Regions from separate parts of the Mus musculus genome. Here region 1 is linked to region 2. Evidence: chromatin contacts called from ENCODE Hi-C data. All regions are on one chromosome and are shown on one strand. Each heading gives the region's core, a stretch centred on a gene start or an enhancer-like site at or near the end of the contact. The rest is flanking DNA. Distances are from core to core; before and after follow the strand shown.

Evidence for each region. A loop is a pair of places that touch in the nucleus more often than their neighbours do.
Region 1: a map of left cerebral cortex shows a loop between it and region 2 (3-fold over the local background). The contact joins the enhancer-like site here to the promoter of Gabrb2 in region 2. A Hi-C loop is called at or near these places in 1 of 37 maps with a recorded cell type or tissue (left cerebral cortex).

The regions. Positions count from the first base shown.
Region 1 is chr11:42,604,293-42,608,042 of GRCm38, forward strand. The region is part of intron 8 of Gabrb2 (gamma-aminobutyric acid (GABA) A receptor, subunit beta 2); the gene reads left to right. Among named protein-coding and RNA genes, the nearest start is that of Gm34591, 180 kb to the left of the region's middle. Within about 2 kb of position 2,157, at least 1 of the 3 ENCODE cell types and tissues checked has a DNase peak (open chromatin) inside an H3K27ac peak, as active enhancers do; it is left cerebral cortex, where a contact is called at or near this core.
Region 2 is chr11:42,419,467-42,423,774 of GRCm38, forward strand. Gabrb2 (gamma-aminobutyric acid (GABA) A receptor, subunit beta 2) reads left to right here and starts at 1,308. Exons shown (of 9, transcript NM_001362647.2): 1 at 1,308-1,960; 2 at 2,086-2,177; 3 at 3,115-3,182. The coding sequence starts at 1,884. It overlaps Gm34591 (a long non-coding RNA gene), which reads right to left and starts at 1,749. Exons shown (of 3, transcript XR_388590.4): 1 at 1,570-1,749.

The DNA.
Region 1 (3,750 bases), core at 907-3,406, 190 kb after region 2:
ATCATGCTTAGTGTTTTATATAGATTTGTAATGTGCTATCATTGAATGGTTTGCTAGTTTTCATTTTTCAAATATGAATCAAATAAATGGCAATGTTTTCTGAATGCCAAAATCGTAATTAACTACACATGTATTCAATATGCATGTTTCCTTAGATGTGTAAGTTGTTCCTGAGGTGTGTCTACTATAAACAACTATAAAATAAGCCTTATATTGTTGGCATGCTTGAACACTGTTACCTCTTAATACAGAAAATGGAATTTTTTTTGTCTAGAGTTAAACAATATCTATTTACATGTCACTATTTTTTTTTTGTCTAGAGTTAAACAATATCTATTTACATGTCACTGTCTATACTGGTCTGTATGTAGTTTGCTCAGATACTGGCACCATATAAGAGTGTATCATATGTGCATTTCATCTCCAAAATGAGAAACAAACAAATAAACAACAACATGTTTTTCTATGCCCAATTAAGTATTAGAGAGATGGATGTATTAAATGATTCTAAATTTACTTTATCTTCTCTCTGTCTCAAATGTCCTAAAGAATAAACCAGAAATTGAAAAGTAAAACAAACAATAAAAATAATACTTATAAAATGAAGCTATGTACAGCAAAGTTGTTCAAACAAAGTCAGAGTTAATGTAAGCAGAGTTCAGAGAAATCTACCCAAGATGTAGATAGGCCAACAAGAAAGCCCAATAGCAACATTTGGATCAAGATGAGGAATGCATACAAGGAAACAGCATAGAAACCCTGGACAAAAAAAAAAAAAAAAAAAAAAAAAAAAAAAAAAAAAAAAAAAACAGTTCTGACTGAGAAAAGTTACATCTCGAGATTCACTTTAATAAAAAGATATTCTATAAATATTATAATAGAGGGGGGAAAGATGAGAAAAGGGAGCAAGTTTAGAATAAAGAGAGAAACAGGGCTTAGTGGATTCAGGTACTGTAGCTAAGGCTGATTAGTTCAGTTTAATGCCAAGATCCGTGTGATCCAAGGAGAAATGATTTCCACAACTTGTCCTCAAATCACCTCAGACAAGCATGCACCCACACACATACACATGTACAAACTCACACACACACACACACACACAAATCTGAAAGCAAAGTGATCTTTCTAGAAACTACAAATAAGTGTGCAAAGAATGCTATATTTGTGTTAGCTGAAACTAGTGAGGAAGATATTAAAAGGTAACCCTGACTAAAAAAAATAGCCTAGCCCATAAACTTTTCGCAATAAATCCTTTCAAACATTGAAATGTAGTTACCTTTAGCGATACTAGAATTCTTGTTGGACATAGCAGGAAGGAACCCTTCAAGTGATTTAGATGTGCACTACAAATAAGTGATGGCAATCCCCTATTAAAACTCTATGCAGCAAACTATAGATCCACTTCAATAATGAAAATCAATGGCAGAGAATAAGCATTGAATAGCAAAGACTGTTCATAAAGCTTTAGCATTTATTCTTGGCTATAAATGAAAAATAACTTAAACTGGAGATTAATTAGATCTCCAAATGAAGTAAAGATTTGGAGATCATCTGCAATTTATAAACAAATATCAGCCCTGTCAAGCTATTGGAGTTATAATGGTACACACATAATAGGAATAATTGCTTTCTCATTCTTACTTATACATGCATTTATCAATGGGTGAATATTTTTTGCAGTATTTATTTTATATTTATAGAATTTCAGATTCTAGAAAATGAGGTAAAGTTTCTATCATCAAAAGGGAATTTTTCCTGAGAAAACTCTGGATTAGAAAATATTTATTAAATAAAAGAGAGGAAAGAAAGTGTTTTTTCCATGAGCAGTTCTAGGAATCAAGAGCTGGCATCAAATTTTTATTAACCACCTTCCTAATAATATTAAAGTATTTCAAAACAAAAATACAATATTTCCAGCAAGTTCCTTTTCGTGTTCCTAAGGAAATTCAGGATTGTTACAGCCTCTGCTGCAAAGAGTATGCCAGATAGCTTGATACTTATTTAATTTTGGCAAAGAGTATCTAGGGAGACCTAACAAAACTGGGCCCTGACATGATTTTTGAAATCTCCCTTGACGATAAACAAGCTGTCTGTTTTCCTCACAACACTTCTACCAGCTCTGACTGCAAATATTTCTGGAAGTTGGACAAACTCCAGCAGGCCTCCTCCCCTGAGTGAAAGGAGACCTGTGGTGACTGCTTAAAGAGGAGTTGGGGCTGAAAATCTGAGTCAGAGAGGGTGAAGCCAGCCCTTCTCAGCTGCATCCTGAAGAGCACACTGTAATATCAAGTCCCCACATGCAAACCTTAGTTCATGGAGTATTTTACATTTCCTTAAGCCAGAAATAGGATTATTGTTCTTGTCTATACTTATGAAGAATACAATTTATGTATACAATGGGTTCTGCCTAGGTTAAAATAATTCCTGTTTAGTTAATTAATATTTTAGTATTTTTTATAATTTAATTATAGAAGCCTTTTGGTCCTTCTCTTTTTGTTCTTCCTACAGTATACAAGGTGATCATAAATTGTTCAGATCCTGTGGTGTAGAGTATTCGAGATCCATCCTTCTATCTACAAATATTACTCATTATCTAGCTTCCTTCTATTGCCCCTACACCTCGCACCTTCATAGTCTCTATTTTTCACAGTTCTCTACTCAGATAAACTTCTATTAAATCTCAGGGATTATTTGAGAAACCAGCCTACTGAAACCAAACACATGAGTTTTATTCCCCAATAACAAGCTCTCAGCTACACTTTGTTCATCTCCTAATAGCCTTTCTCAGGCTAGCATGGAATCTCTCACAAAGAATACAGATTTGGAGAAAGCATCATGAATGTGATGATTGTTCACTAAATATTTACCAAATGATTGCTCCTAGAGAATGGCATTCTCTATTTTGATGGCTTAAAGGCACAGAGAGTTCTAGATTGATGAATATAGCTTCATCTTGGATTGGAGACAGCCCATAAGCTCAAGCCCCAAGACTTGAATTTTGCAGTGTGTGCATGGAGTGGAAGCTGGGAGTGCTTCAAAACCCCACTGGCACTGAAAGCCTTATAGCTCTACTGTGAGACTGTGATCTTGAGAATTATACTGGGTAGAAAGTTCTTGGAAGAGCAGTTGGTGTTTGCAAGTGGTCACTGTGACTTTGTGGAAGAACAGGAGAACAAAGTTGAGAATGTTTTATGGTGTTAAAGATTTGCTTTTGAACTCAGTGCTCTCATTGGGTCTACTGAGCTTTCCCGATGGCTCCTGTAAGATGATTCTAATAGCACTGGAACTCAGAATGTACTCTACATGAGTTCATTGAGTACACAGATAATGTGTGCCATTCAATTTCACAGGAAGGAGATGCAGCATTCAGATATATGCTCATGAAAAATATTACAGAGCAAAATGTAAATTTTAATTCTAAAAAGAAAATGAAAAATTAAGTTGCTCCTTTGTCCAACTTGGCTGAATGTACCAAGCATGTAAGAACAGCATTTCACTCTAGGGAGACAGCTGAAGGATCTTGTCATTATTAGCATAAAGACTAATCCATAAACAGAAGTGACCAGCCCAAGGTCACACAACAATTAGATTACCCCCTTCATAGCACTGTCTTCTAGTCTATGAGTTAAAAGTGCATAATAATTTTATCTGCATGGCATCTTAAACTCTTTATCAAAGTAAAAAAAAAATGCCTCTGACAGAAGTGACTACACAGGACAGCATTCTGACTGAATAGAAACCATTCTACCC
Region 2 (4,308 bases), core at 58-2,557:
CTTTCTGCACATGGTAGGGACTCTCGGTAAATGACAAGGCTCAGTAGTAGATTTAGGTTGGATACTGGGGTCCAGGACCCAGTGTTGAGTTCTGCCTTTCTACCTCTTCATCAAAGAGTGCCAGGGTAGTTGATGCACCTGCTGTACTCCCTCCCTGTCTTCAGGATAAAACGAGGAACACGACTCTAGGGCATCCCAGTCCCGGTGCTCTCGGCATCCTCTTCCCCCCCCCCCCCCCGCAACTCCTCCCCTCCTCCAGCGAGCCCCAAGCAGAGGAAATGATTTTTCCTATGAAATGAGTCTGGATCTGGTGTCCGTGTTGAGCCTGGAGCTGGAGGGAAGGGGGCAGCCTTGGGTCCCCTTGGGCTAGGAAAGGGATGAGGGAAAATTGTGGTGTGTAGATAGGTGATTTGGTGGCTCAAACGGTCTCGGGGTTCCTTCATTGTGCCTGTCTTCTGTGAACCACTGGGTTTGGACGCAGAGGTGCAGCTTCAACTGTCCAGAGCAGAGCGGCAGTGGTGCAGCTCCGTTGGGCCACAGTAGTGGGCGGCGAGCTCCTGCTGGTGAGGTAAGGAGTGGTGGGTGGCAAGGACTGTGAATGCACGTGTCTCGTGTGTGTCTGTGTGTGTGTGTGTGTGTGTGTGTGTGTGTGTGTGTGTGTGTGTGCGCGCGCGCGCGCGCGCGGTGCGCGTGCGTCCGCGAGGCGTGGGGGGCCAGAGGAGCGCATCCCACCCCGCAACCCGCCCTCGCACTGGATGCCTTTTGGCCCCGCACCTGTGCTGGAACGCCTGTCACCCTCTGTCCCTCACGCCCCCACTTCTTTTGTTCTTCAGTCACACACACACACCTCATCCTGACCACTTATAATTTCCTAGTGCAGAGTCAGACCCAAACCCAGAGAAGCCTTTGCCTGACTGCTCCCCTCGCCCCCTCCCCCTCCTGCTATAAATAGCTGGACTAGCGGGTCAGGAGCGTCACAGCGCCAGAAACCAGGACCCCGAGGTTTTCTTCCCAGGGAACAGGGGGCAAAGGGGGAGCAGGAGGAAGAGAAAGAAATCACTCGTGAGTAGTGAAGAAAAAGCTCGCCCCTTGACTCCCAGGAAAAACGAGCATCTTTGGATTCCTGTATCCTTCCCCTTTCTTCTCAAAGCCATTCCGATTCTTTCATATTCACAGTCCACTCCCCACCCCCACCCCCCCTCGCTCAAAATCCAACGTTTGCTCAGCACTCCTCCCATTGGTTTTTTTTCTCCTCCTCGGACTCTGGTTCCCACTGCTCCCCTCCCCACCCCTAGCGCTCCCACCCCACCCCCACCTCCTCCGCTTGTCCCAGGCAGGGGATTGCTATTCTTAAGGAAATAAAGTTCAACTCCTTGCCCCTTTCAACTGGCTTAGACCGGGAGGAGAAGGGTTTCAGGAACCAATCTTCCTCCCTACACCCTACTCCTATTTTTCTTTTTAATATTTAAGGGGACACACACACACACTCTCTCTCTCTCTCTCTCTCTCCCTCTCTCTAAAATCCCACCACGTCGTGAGGTGCAACTACCTCCTAGAACAGAAACTTACCAGACGCTCTGGTTGCTTTTGTCTTAAAGAAAGAAAGAAAAAAAACCAACGAAGATTTTACTCTGGATGCATTTCTGGGGTAGTAGTTTAATATTATTCAAACATGTACATATTACACATATATATGCTTCTTTTCCTTTTTCCCCTTTAATTTTTTTAAACAAGGAAATCTCGGTCCCCGGCAGCCGCCGCTGCCCCTTTGATGTTTTGGTACGCCGTGCGCATGCGCTCCACATTAGAATTACTGCACTGGGCAGACTAAGTTGGATCTCCTCTCTTCAGTGAATCCCTCAATCCCACCAGAACCTAAAGGGATGTGGAGAGTCCGGAAAAGGGGCTACTTTGGGATTTGGTCATTTCCCTTAATAATCGCCGCTGTCTGTGCTCAGAGGTAAGTGTCCCTTTCCTTTCTCACTTGTCAGGGCTCTGTCTGCATACCTCTCTGTGAGCAGGGCTGTTGAAGATGCCGTGCTGTCTTCTTTATTCATTCCTGGTTATTGTCATTTTTTTCTTTAGTGTCAATGACCCTAGTAATATGTCGCTGGTTAAAGAGACGGTGGACAGACTGTTGAAAGGCTATGACATTCGTCTGAGACCAGATTTTGGAGGTAATGGGATTGCCTTGCAAATAAGAAACAGCCCAGCTCCAGCCCAAGCTGTCTTTTGGGCTTTGTGTGCACTCTCTTTCCTCTCCTTAGTTGTGGGCGCATGTGATGTATAGAATGTTTTCCTATTTTACCTTGCTGAGAAACAGATCCAAACTTAAGCCAGTTTCTGTCCAGCACTTGAGAGGTCTTTCAAGAAGACCCCCTTAGAGTGTGACCAGACTTTGTAACCGCTCTCGTTCTCCTTCACCGTGATACATCTTTGTTCCCAGTCTGAGGTTTCTTGAGATACAAACCTCTTAAGTTTAGTTAACAGTGTGCCCAGCCGGGGATGTCTTATAATGTGAGTATTTTTGAGGACACAGTGTGCAGGCGGTTGGCTGAGAGGTGGCTTCAACTCTCTGTGCCCATCTACTTTAGAAGAGTTCTGGCCATGGTTTAAAGTGGCTCATGTCGGGATTCCACCCAGCCCTATATGCGAATGGCATAGGGGAGAAGGGGTTCTGGGGAATTGAGAATAAAGATAGCAGAGGAAAAAGGGGCATCTCTCCCTGGAGCCCCAGATATGCTAGTGTGGCCATTTAATTTTGCTCAGACTCTTAATGGAATTAAAGAGTTAAAACCTACACACAGAAGTGGGTGGGGAAAAAAAGAGGGGGTTTCAATGCAATCTACACGAATCCCTAGGGCTCTGTGAGTTGTAGGAATTCACATGCTGAGACATCAACATGTGTAGACAGAGCTGGCAACATTGTCTGACCAGCACATGTGTGCATATTCCTAGAAGAGTATCCCCACATTCATACTGCAAAGATATGGGAAAGTAATGAATATATGGATTAGCTCTACAGAGGGGGTTTCTTTAGAGTTCCCAGTGACAACTCTTCGTATGAATGACTAAGTTCTGAGAAGTCACATGGCTGACCATCTTGGTTTGCAGGTCCCCCTGTGGCCGTAGGAATGAACATTGATATTGCCAGCATTGATATGGTTTCTGAGGTCAATATGGTGAGTATTAATGCTCATAGATACGTCTCTATAATGGGGACTGTGTGGGGGCTGTGCAGTTGCTGGGGGGGGTGGAGTATGTTTGAATATGTGTATAATGTGGGGACAGGAGAATAGTATATTGCTCTGGAATTCATGGCATGTGTAATTACAAAACAACTGCTGGTTTTTTGCACTTTTCCCAATTTGGATCCAATACAGAGTGAGTAAAGTATCTCACACATTCACTTGTACAGGCAGCAATATGCTGGAAGGCCCCCTGCAGAAGTGATGGCTCTCACAGCTTCCTGAAAGCCTCAGTTTGTCGAGTTACAGTTCTGTGTTTGGGGCTTAGTCATGGTAAAAGGAGCATTTAAATGTGACTAAATAAATAAATGAATAAATAAAACAACCAAACAAAAACCTACCAGGAAGTCTATCATACAAACTAAACTCTCACAGAGTGACTAAGTAATTAGTTCTGGGGTGTTGATGCCCACTTGTTGCTTTAGGAAATTGATTCCTAGTACTTAATGACATTTGACATCTCTGCCCCTCCCACCACCTTCCATCTCCTTTAACCCCTTCTGCTAATCCACTGAAATCAAATAAAAAACTGGCCAGTCTTTATCCAAAAAGGCAAGATTAATACCAAGTGTACTTTCTTACTGCTCCTGCAACACTAATCATTATGTGTACCAAGCACACACAACTTATTGTCAGCAACACTCAGTCTTTGGACAAAGGATAAGAAGAGAGAGAGGGGTGTGAGAAGAACCTGTGTTCTCCAACAGGGAAGCACTTTTGGGGGGGTATGCTTCATGCAGGAGCGCCCCCTGCTGCCCACGTTGGAGCACTGTGGACATAACATGACAAGGACAAGTGTCCCAGATTCCCCCAGTTAACTCAGGGACATTTCTCCTGTAAATTCTCTCTCTCCCTCTCCCTTTCCCTCTCTTTTCCTCTCCCTCCTTCGCTGTTCCCTTCCCTTCTTCTCTCCCTCCTTCCCTCCCTCCCTCCCTCCATTCCTCCCTGTTTCCCTCCCTCTCTCCTCTCCTCTCCTCTTTTCTTCTTGGCAGTGTATCTAGATCAAGTGAGCCTTAATATTCCAGCAGTCCTTTCAGATCTGATAGCACACAGCCCATTT